3 separate regions of the Homo sapiens genome follow, and regions 1 and 3 are each linked to region 2. The links are chromatin loops, found by intact Hi-C in ENCODE. Cell type or tissue: A673. All regions are shown on one strand.

What was found. Hi-C counts contacts between places; a loop is a spot of excess contacts. Peaks named below come from ENCODE experiments on the same cell type or tissue, not always from the same donor. Only the 100,000 strongest peaks of a DNase experiment are listed, where the experiment ranks them.
Region 1: a loop joins it to region 2, with 12 times the contacts of the local background. A loop is called at or near these places in 90 of 110 quality-filtered maps.
Region 3: it touches region 2 in a loop (2.3-fold over the local background); 11 of 110 quality-filtered maps call a loop at or near these places.

Annotation. Positions count from the first base shown.
Region 1 is chr6:97,392,982-97,395,481 of GRCh38, reverse strand. The region is part of intron 1 of LOC101927314 (a long non-coding RNA gene); the gene reads right to left. Among named protein-coding and RNA genes, the nearest start is that of MMS22L, 110 kb to the right of the region's middle. In A673, a CTCF peak has its summit at 1,128 (motif pointing right); a DNase peak (open chromatin) is centred at 1,161.
Region 2 is chr6:97,185,642-97,188,141 of GRCh38, reverse strand. It overlaps MMS22L (MMS22 like, DNA repair protein), which reads left to right. Exons shown (of 25, transcript NM_001350599.2): 15 at 1,452-1,645. Among named protein-coding and RNA genes, the nearest start is that of MMS22L, 96 kb to the left of the region's middle. In A673, a CTCF peak has its summit at 1,541; a DNase peak (open chromatin) is centred at 1,531; H3K27ac peaks cover 909 bases.
Region 3 is chr6:97,076,266-97,078,765 of GRCh38, reverse strand. All of the region lies in intron 5 of KLHL32 (kelch like family member 32), which reads right to left. Among named protein-coding and RNA genes, the nearest start is that of KLHL32, 150 kb to the right of the region's middle. In A673, a CTCF peak has its summit at 1,193 (motif pointing left); no DNase peak of the experiment used is centred here.

The DNA of each region.
Region 1 (2,500 bases), 210 kb before region 2:
AATGAAATGAACATTGTCAAGGAAGGGCAGATGGACATCATGTGCTTCCAGATGTGATACTTTGAGAAAGCCACAACATCACATAAAAAGCATTTCAACAAAGAATGTATAATCAGAATCTAATGAGGAACATTAGACAAACACAACATGTAGAATCATGTATTAAAGAAAAAGAAAGCAGCTATACTCTTCAAAGAAGTCAAAGTCATAAAAGACAAACTAGGGCTGCAGGACAGTTCTAGATTAAACGAGGATGAGGAGACATGACAACTAAATGCAACAGCTGATCTTAGACTGGATCTTGTACTGAAGGGGAATAAATCAATATAAAAGACTATTGAGTCAACTGACAAAATTATTAAATGAATGGTAGATTAGATAGTAAACATCATTGCATTAATGTTAAATTCATCAAAGCCAATAACAGTACTGTGGATATGTAAGAGAATATCCCTATTCTTAGGAAATACATACAGAAGTGTTGAGGTCACGATTTTTGTATCTTAGCTTCAAATGGTCTGCAAGGTAATTATAAAGCAAATGGGTTAGAATATTAATAATAGATCTAGGTAAAAGTCATGCAGGTGTTCTTTGTACTAATTATATTCTTGTAACTTTTTTTAAGTTTGAAATTATTCACAAGTAAAAAGTTTAAAAATTAAAATAAAATGATTTTTCCAATTTGCTCACCCACCAATAATAATTATTGAAGATACTTCCTTCATTTCTTCCTTATAGCACAATATTATTGTTTTTTGTAATCTGCTATTTTGACAGGGAGAAATAGTATCCAAATGTTCATTTATTTGTTACTTAATGAGGTTGAAATATGTCCATATATTAGCAATTTATATTTTTCTTATTTGTAAATTATTTTTTGTTTGTAAATTATTTTTTTATTTCTAGGAATTATTAAAAGACTGTTCTTTCAAATAAGCTACATTGAATCATGAATATGGTGAACAAAATCTTCAACTACATTTTTATAGAAAATTCAGAATTGAATGTTACAAGGCTTCTTCCTTCAATAAATTTAATAATGTTGAAGTATGATTGACAGGAGGTCAAAGTACATAGTTCCCTTCCAGAGAACTTCAGTTTTCATTCCTTTAAAATACCCATGCACTACAGGTAGATTGCCACTAGGTGGGAGTAGTGCTCAGTGAAGCAGTGTAAGCAGCCAGAGCACCTCGATGTGTTGATATCCAAGCATTCATTCATTCAACAAATCTAGAAGTCTCTTTTCTAGGCTGCTGGTTCTTTGCACCCAATTCCTCACAGATTTAAAAGCATGTATTATCAGTATTTTAGTCAGAGATAATTTCTTTCTTAAAAATTATTTCAAAAAGAAATGTAATTATTATGTGAACAAGTATCAATACACTTTAAATTTTTAAAAGAAATTAGAATTCTATGATACATGATTGATATCTTACCTCACTACATATTAGCTGTCCAATTAGCAGTTTACTCTAACTCTACAGACCCCAAAATGGAATTTACTATATTTCACCCTGGACTCTTTAATCTAAGATCAATTTCCCCCTAGTTGGATTAGTCATCCCTCTGATTCTCTCAGTTTAAGAAACAGATCTCAAAGCAAAAGAGGTGGCCTACACCTCTCTAATGGTTCCACTAATGCTGTTCATCTCACACTCCTCAAATCTACTTTCAGGTAACAAGGCACCAAAAACATAAGAAAAGCATTTATGGCCAAGGAAGTACCCTTCTTCCTTTCTGGACTGGTCCCTCTTTCTCCCACTCAAAAGGAACCATTTATCTAATTTTTATACATAAAATGTTTACTTCGATTTTCTTTATGACATTGCTCCTTCCATCAATAACTTCTTCATTTAAATATAAATAAAATTAGCTACTAATGAACAGATCTAGTACTTGTACCATTCAGCAACAGGACACTTTTTAACAAGACAAAGAAATTCAACACTTAAACAACTAGAGTGAATAACAAGAGGTTTAGAAAGTGGCAAAAAATTACCTCATCATACCTTGTGTTATCCGCATTTTAATATAAGTAGACCAAAAAAGTGTCATGAGACTTTAGGGAAATATAAATAACAATTTTCAATTAACACTTTTGATTCTGAATCAAACAGCAAGCAACCTGTGATTTTCCTTACTGAGAGGTTTCCTTTTGAAAATTATCTCCACTCACCTTTATGTCTTTGTGTGTTCTGCCTGTGTGACATATATTTAAAAATCAGTATCTATACAATGAATGGGATTCAGATTTACTATTTTCTATTTTGTACAACACATGTCTGCAACAAAACATTATTTGCCTATATATGTGTATGAGTTAATAATGAGTTCTCAGGACGCTTGACTTCCTTAACCTACTTCTGCTCCTCTATGTCATTTTCCCTCCCCATCTCTTGCTCCCACATCCATTTCCCTCCTCCCTTCTAAGCCTCTATTCTCAGTTGTCTCTCCTCAACCTTCTGCTCTGAGCCTAAGACCTCATTATCTCTGCCCCAAA
Region 2 (2,500 bases):
GATTTTAGTGGTTTGTTATTTATCTCACTCTAAGATAAAGGAACTGAAATGGTTCTCTAGCCACTAGTTCAAGTTGAAAGCATCTCAAGAAGTTTTTACAGAGAGGACATAGCAGATATTTGGTTAGCTTTTATGAGAATTGTTTACTGTATACTCTTTCCCCAGCCATTTGTTCACTTGTTTTTTGAATATTTCCTGTAGTATTAAGTAATATCCCATAATTTTCCAGGAATTCCAATGTAAAGGGGCTCAAGGCCCTAATGTTATACAGTTTATACTTAGAATTTTTACTCACTCTTGGGTAGTTATGCGAAATATTCTAAGATGTGATCTTATAACCAGCTTGATCTTTTTGTGGGATTGCTTTAGATACACATGCTAGTTCTGTGTTTTGTATAGTTCTTTCATGTTATCCACTTCCCCTAAACTGTTTAAAAACATCAAACATCTTTTTTAAAGTACTTAATTATTTTTCTTAGTGGAATGCTATCTCTATTAAAGGAAGTCTTCTCCATAATTTCCATTGGTTATTTTTTGCTGCTTTCTGTATAATTGAAAAAAAAATGCAAATGTAAATGTATCCATGCATTTATGTCTACTCAGTTGATCTGGCAGTAATATAAACAGAAACAGGAATAATAGCATGGTTGTACATTTAGTTTTAAATAATCATATTATCAGTGGGTGCACAACATAAATGCCTTCTGTTCCACATCACTAAGAAGATCTCTTATTTCCCTCTCTTTGGTAACCTCAATTTCCTGCACGTTTCTATTAAGGTCTAGAGATATCTAAATTTTCGATTGAATTAATCAGCAAAGGTGAGTAAATGATTAATCAAAATTTGAGGCAGTATCGAATTATGTTTTATTATTTTATGAAGAGCAACTTGTTATTGTATATTATTGCCTACCAAGTGAGAATGATTATGAATCTTTTGGGACCAAAGTAGTAAGATTGTATCTAGCATAGTTTTGTCTACTACACAAGGCCTGTGTCTTCTAAACAAGGAAAGTATTTTAATTTAAAATACCACGCATAAGCCAGTTGTACTTACCTTCCTCTTGGTACATCCATGTCCTAAAGCCCTCAGGAGAAAATTGTTTTAAAAATTGTTTTCATGTCTAGATTTTAAGTAAAAATCACTTGTCATGTGTGAGTTGCAAAATGCAGACCTTCATTCTGAAGCTGCCTCTTTCTCATTTGGATCTGACATATTAAAAAGCATATAATTAATGGTTGACATTAGTAGTTAACATTAACTTTATGATGCTTAATATGCCATCATTCATCCATCAAACAACCAGAAATGCATAATGTCTTGGCATAAAGGTTTTAATTATATAAAATGTTTCTCATATGATATAAATGGAAAAAGCTCAAAATGTACTTTAAGAAGATTTTTGTAAGCATTTATTAAGGGTGTTAGCTGTATTTTTATTTCTTTTTAGGAGTATGCATCAACAATTGTGTCAGGAACTTCAAAGGGACAATGTGGACCTATTTGTACAGTCTTCATTATCGGCTAAAGAGCGCCACCTTGCTGCAGTTGCCAGTGCACTGTGGAGACATTTCTTTTCATTTTTGAAGAGTCAGAGAATGTCACAGGTAGTGCCTTTCTCACAACTTGCGGATGCAGCTGCAGGTCAGCATTAATTATTAATTTGCTAATTTCTCTTTTTGCAGACTCTTTGTCAGTATTTTCCTTTATTTTCTTAGTAACAAACTCTTGTATAGCAAACATTTTGTCAGCCAGAAAGATGAAACAAATTACATATTAATAAATTGGGATCCTTTGGCTTATTTATTGCTAAAAATTAAATGATTATTTACTAAAAATAAGATAATTTTCTATCCTGAAAATATTGAATATACATAAGCTTTTCTTATGCATGTAATATTTTGGAAGGTAAACTAGCATTTGATTACGTGTGATTCAAGTAGTTTATTTTCAAATTGTATGAGCAGATACATAGGTATAAGATGAAGTTAATTTGTGTAAAGAGCAAAAGAATATAAAATAAATACCACTTCAATCCCAAGAAGATGAGATCAGAATGACACTGAATATATAGGATGTTATTGTTCTGACTTCTACTAGATTCTACTTTAAGTTGTAATTTTTACTTAATTTGATTATTAACCTAAAGACATGTCCTTAGGCTTTAAGGGACTCTGGATCTCATGAAATTATAGGTAAGAATTTGAATATATGCGCATATATATCATTTCTAAGAAGAGGCCATTGTCTTCTCAAGGGGGTATTTTGCTCAAAATATGTTAAGAAGTATTGGAATAGACAGTGATTAGTATGGTAACTCCATGTACTTGAATGAAGTCCATTTAAAGGTATTTAATTTATTTTTAAATAATAGTTTTAAAAACCTAAGATTTAAACCAATATTTATCCTAGTGTATACGAGGAAAACTGAGCTTAAAGTGCTGTGTAAAAGACTAATGATTTAAATTTGAAAAGATTTTGAATTCTGATAACACTTCT
Region 3 (2,500 bases), 110 kb after region 2:
AGGTGTTTTGACATTCTTAAAACTAGATGAGGCACCCTTCAAAACAAAGCCTTAAAAACACCTATTTCTCTTGCTGTCTCATCTAGTTCTGAGAATGCCACTGACGTGTGAAAGAAAAATAAGCATCATGTACTATCACTATAGAAAACTATGACTTGGGTTAAAGATAATAAACTCCTCTCAAGGTTAAAACAAGAGTAATTTCATTTTGATTTCCCAAGTTTTCCCCCTCTAAGATGTCCAAATTGAATAGGATTACAGATTTTTCCGGGTAATAACACTCAACAGATGTGGCTATTTTAACAATGCTTTGTTTCATCAATGTAATTATAATCTTTCATTTCCAATTATTGATGCACTTCACTTAGACAACTCTCCTTCGAAATGTCACCTAAATTACCCCATGTCGATACTTTACTATAGATAAAGATAGGCAGGAGACATAGTGGTTCTATGCCCATGATGTAGTAGCATACATGAAGTTCTTATATAAAATGTTGATTTTATATCACAATTTGAAAATTTCTCTAAATGAAAGGCCATCCTTGGCTCTGTAAGTCAAGAAATTCTCTTTTTAAAACCACTCCCAAATCTATTCCAAACAGCCTGAGAAACCACTCTACATAAAAATCAGTATGGTTTGATTTTTAACAATGTTAAGTCAAAGTGAAATTTAAAAATTGTATCAGCTGCTTATAAGGACCAAGTAGCAAGTAGGATACGGTAAGTATAAGGCTCTTTATCACTGAATGAATTCTAATGCCTCCCACTTCAAGTTTCCTATCACATACACATAAGCTTGTCACTAAGCTATTCATGCATGTAGCTTATCTTCAAACTATTAAAAATGTACCTAGTAAACTAGTAAAAAGTAGATTTCGCATCGTATGCTTTTTGTATTCTGCACAATGTCAATCATAATGTCTTTCTCATAGATTGCAACAGAGAAGTATTTGTTGGATCAAGAATGAAAAAAAAGCAAACAGTTGTGAGGCACATCTATGACTTTACATGAAAAGAGGAAATAATAGCTTGGTTATAGATACAACTTAACAGTTGGGCAAAATAAACAGCTCTCCCACAATTAACTGAGAAAAGTGTTCTTAAGTACTTAATCTGAGCTTCAGAAAGTCCCTTGCGATGCTATCTAGGTACTGGGTTTTTCATACAATTGGGAAATAAAATGGAATGCCCTCTTGTGGTGCCAGATACATGAGGCCTGACTTCCACAGTGAATCTTGGGTCTCCTTGTTTTCTATATGTTAGATTTTTCCCCCTTTCCCCAGAATGTTGAAAAAGAAGCTTACTTCTCTTGGTTTTTAGTGATGATCAGAAAAAGATAAATGTGCAAACTGTTTGCCAAAAAAAAAAATCAGACATTATCAAATGAATTCACATTAATTTTCCTTTATACCATAAGCAGAACTTTGAGACTCTTTTGTCACAAATGATTATTATTTGTGAAAGATTTAAAGACATCGTTTGCTTCAGTAGACTTTAAAAAGCTTGTGAGAAAGGGGAAGTTCTGTAATATAAATGCCCTTCCCTTCTGCGGGACAACCCAGATCAGATTCCATCTCCAGGGAAAGGCAGGCCACTCCAGCTTGGAGGACTTTCCCTCCTCTGACTTTTAATTGCACTTGCTATTTGTATCATTTGTTTGACTCTTCTCTCTCCAGCTGTGCATAAAGGTGCAGATAGTATCTTTAGTTCTTTAGATCTTCCTCTCTGTCTTCAGAAAGTGGCTACCTAGCAAGTTTTGATTGATATACAGTGGGTAGGCAAGAAAAAATGCCACATCTTTAAAATTTCAAATTTTATTGCTTTTATTTCTTAGTTTATGGCAAAAACATAGATTTTCCTGCTCCTCTAAAAATATTTAAATATTTTACAATGTAAATAATTTATTAAATATTAATACATTTATTTAATATTTAAATAAAGGTACGTGCCTAGAAATGTTAGCTACACTGGAGATAAATATGGCAACCTAAAAAGATGGGAAAAAGCTATTTCCTGAACTTTTCAGAACTGTGTGCTACTTTTAGCATACGTATGCACCATGAGGTGCATTGCCATCTTAGTCTTCATGATTTAGAAATATTATAAGTACACCTAATTGTGCATATTTACTTAGGTTCCTAATTTCATAGTTTCCCTGTCTCCTTCACTGGGTGGTAAACTGCGGGAACAAGGCACTGGTGGTGTCTTTAGTTTAGAGCTGTAGGAAAAACACATGATTTGGAGCTGACCCATCTGGATGGCCTCAGGAAGTGGTTAATCTTTTCAAGTCTAATTTTCTCATCTAAAAATTGCGAAAAGTGACACTGCATTCCAGATCTGTGATAAGGATTCTCAAAAGTGCAGATAAAGTACCTTCTACATAGTAGATGCTCAACATACAGTAGCTATCATTACTCCCTTTTACAAATGCTGTTAACAGTACTTAAACTATAGCTTTGCATAGTCCATACTCACTGAGCGGGTAAAGGGAAGAAAA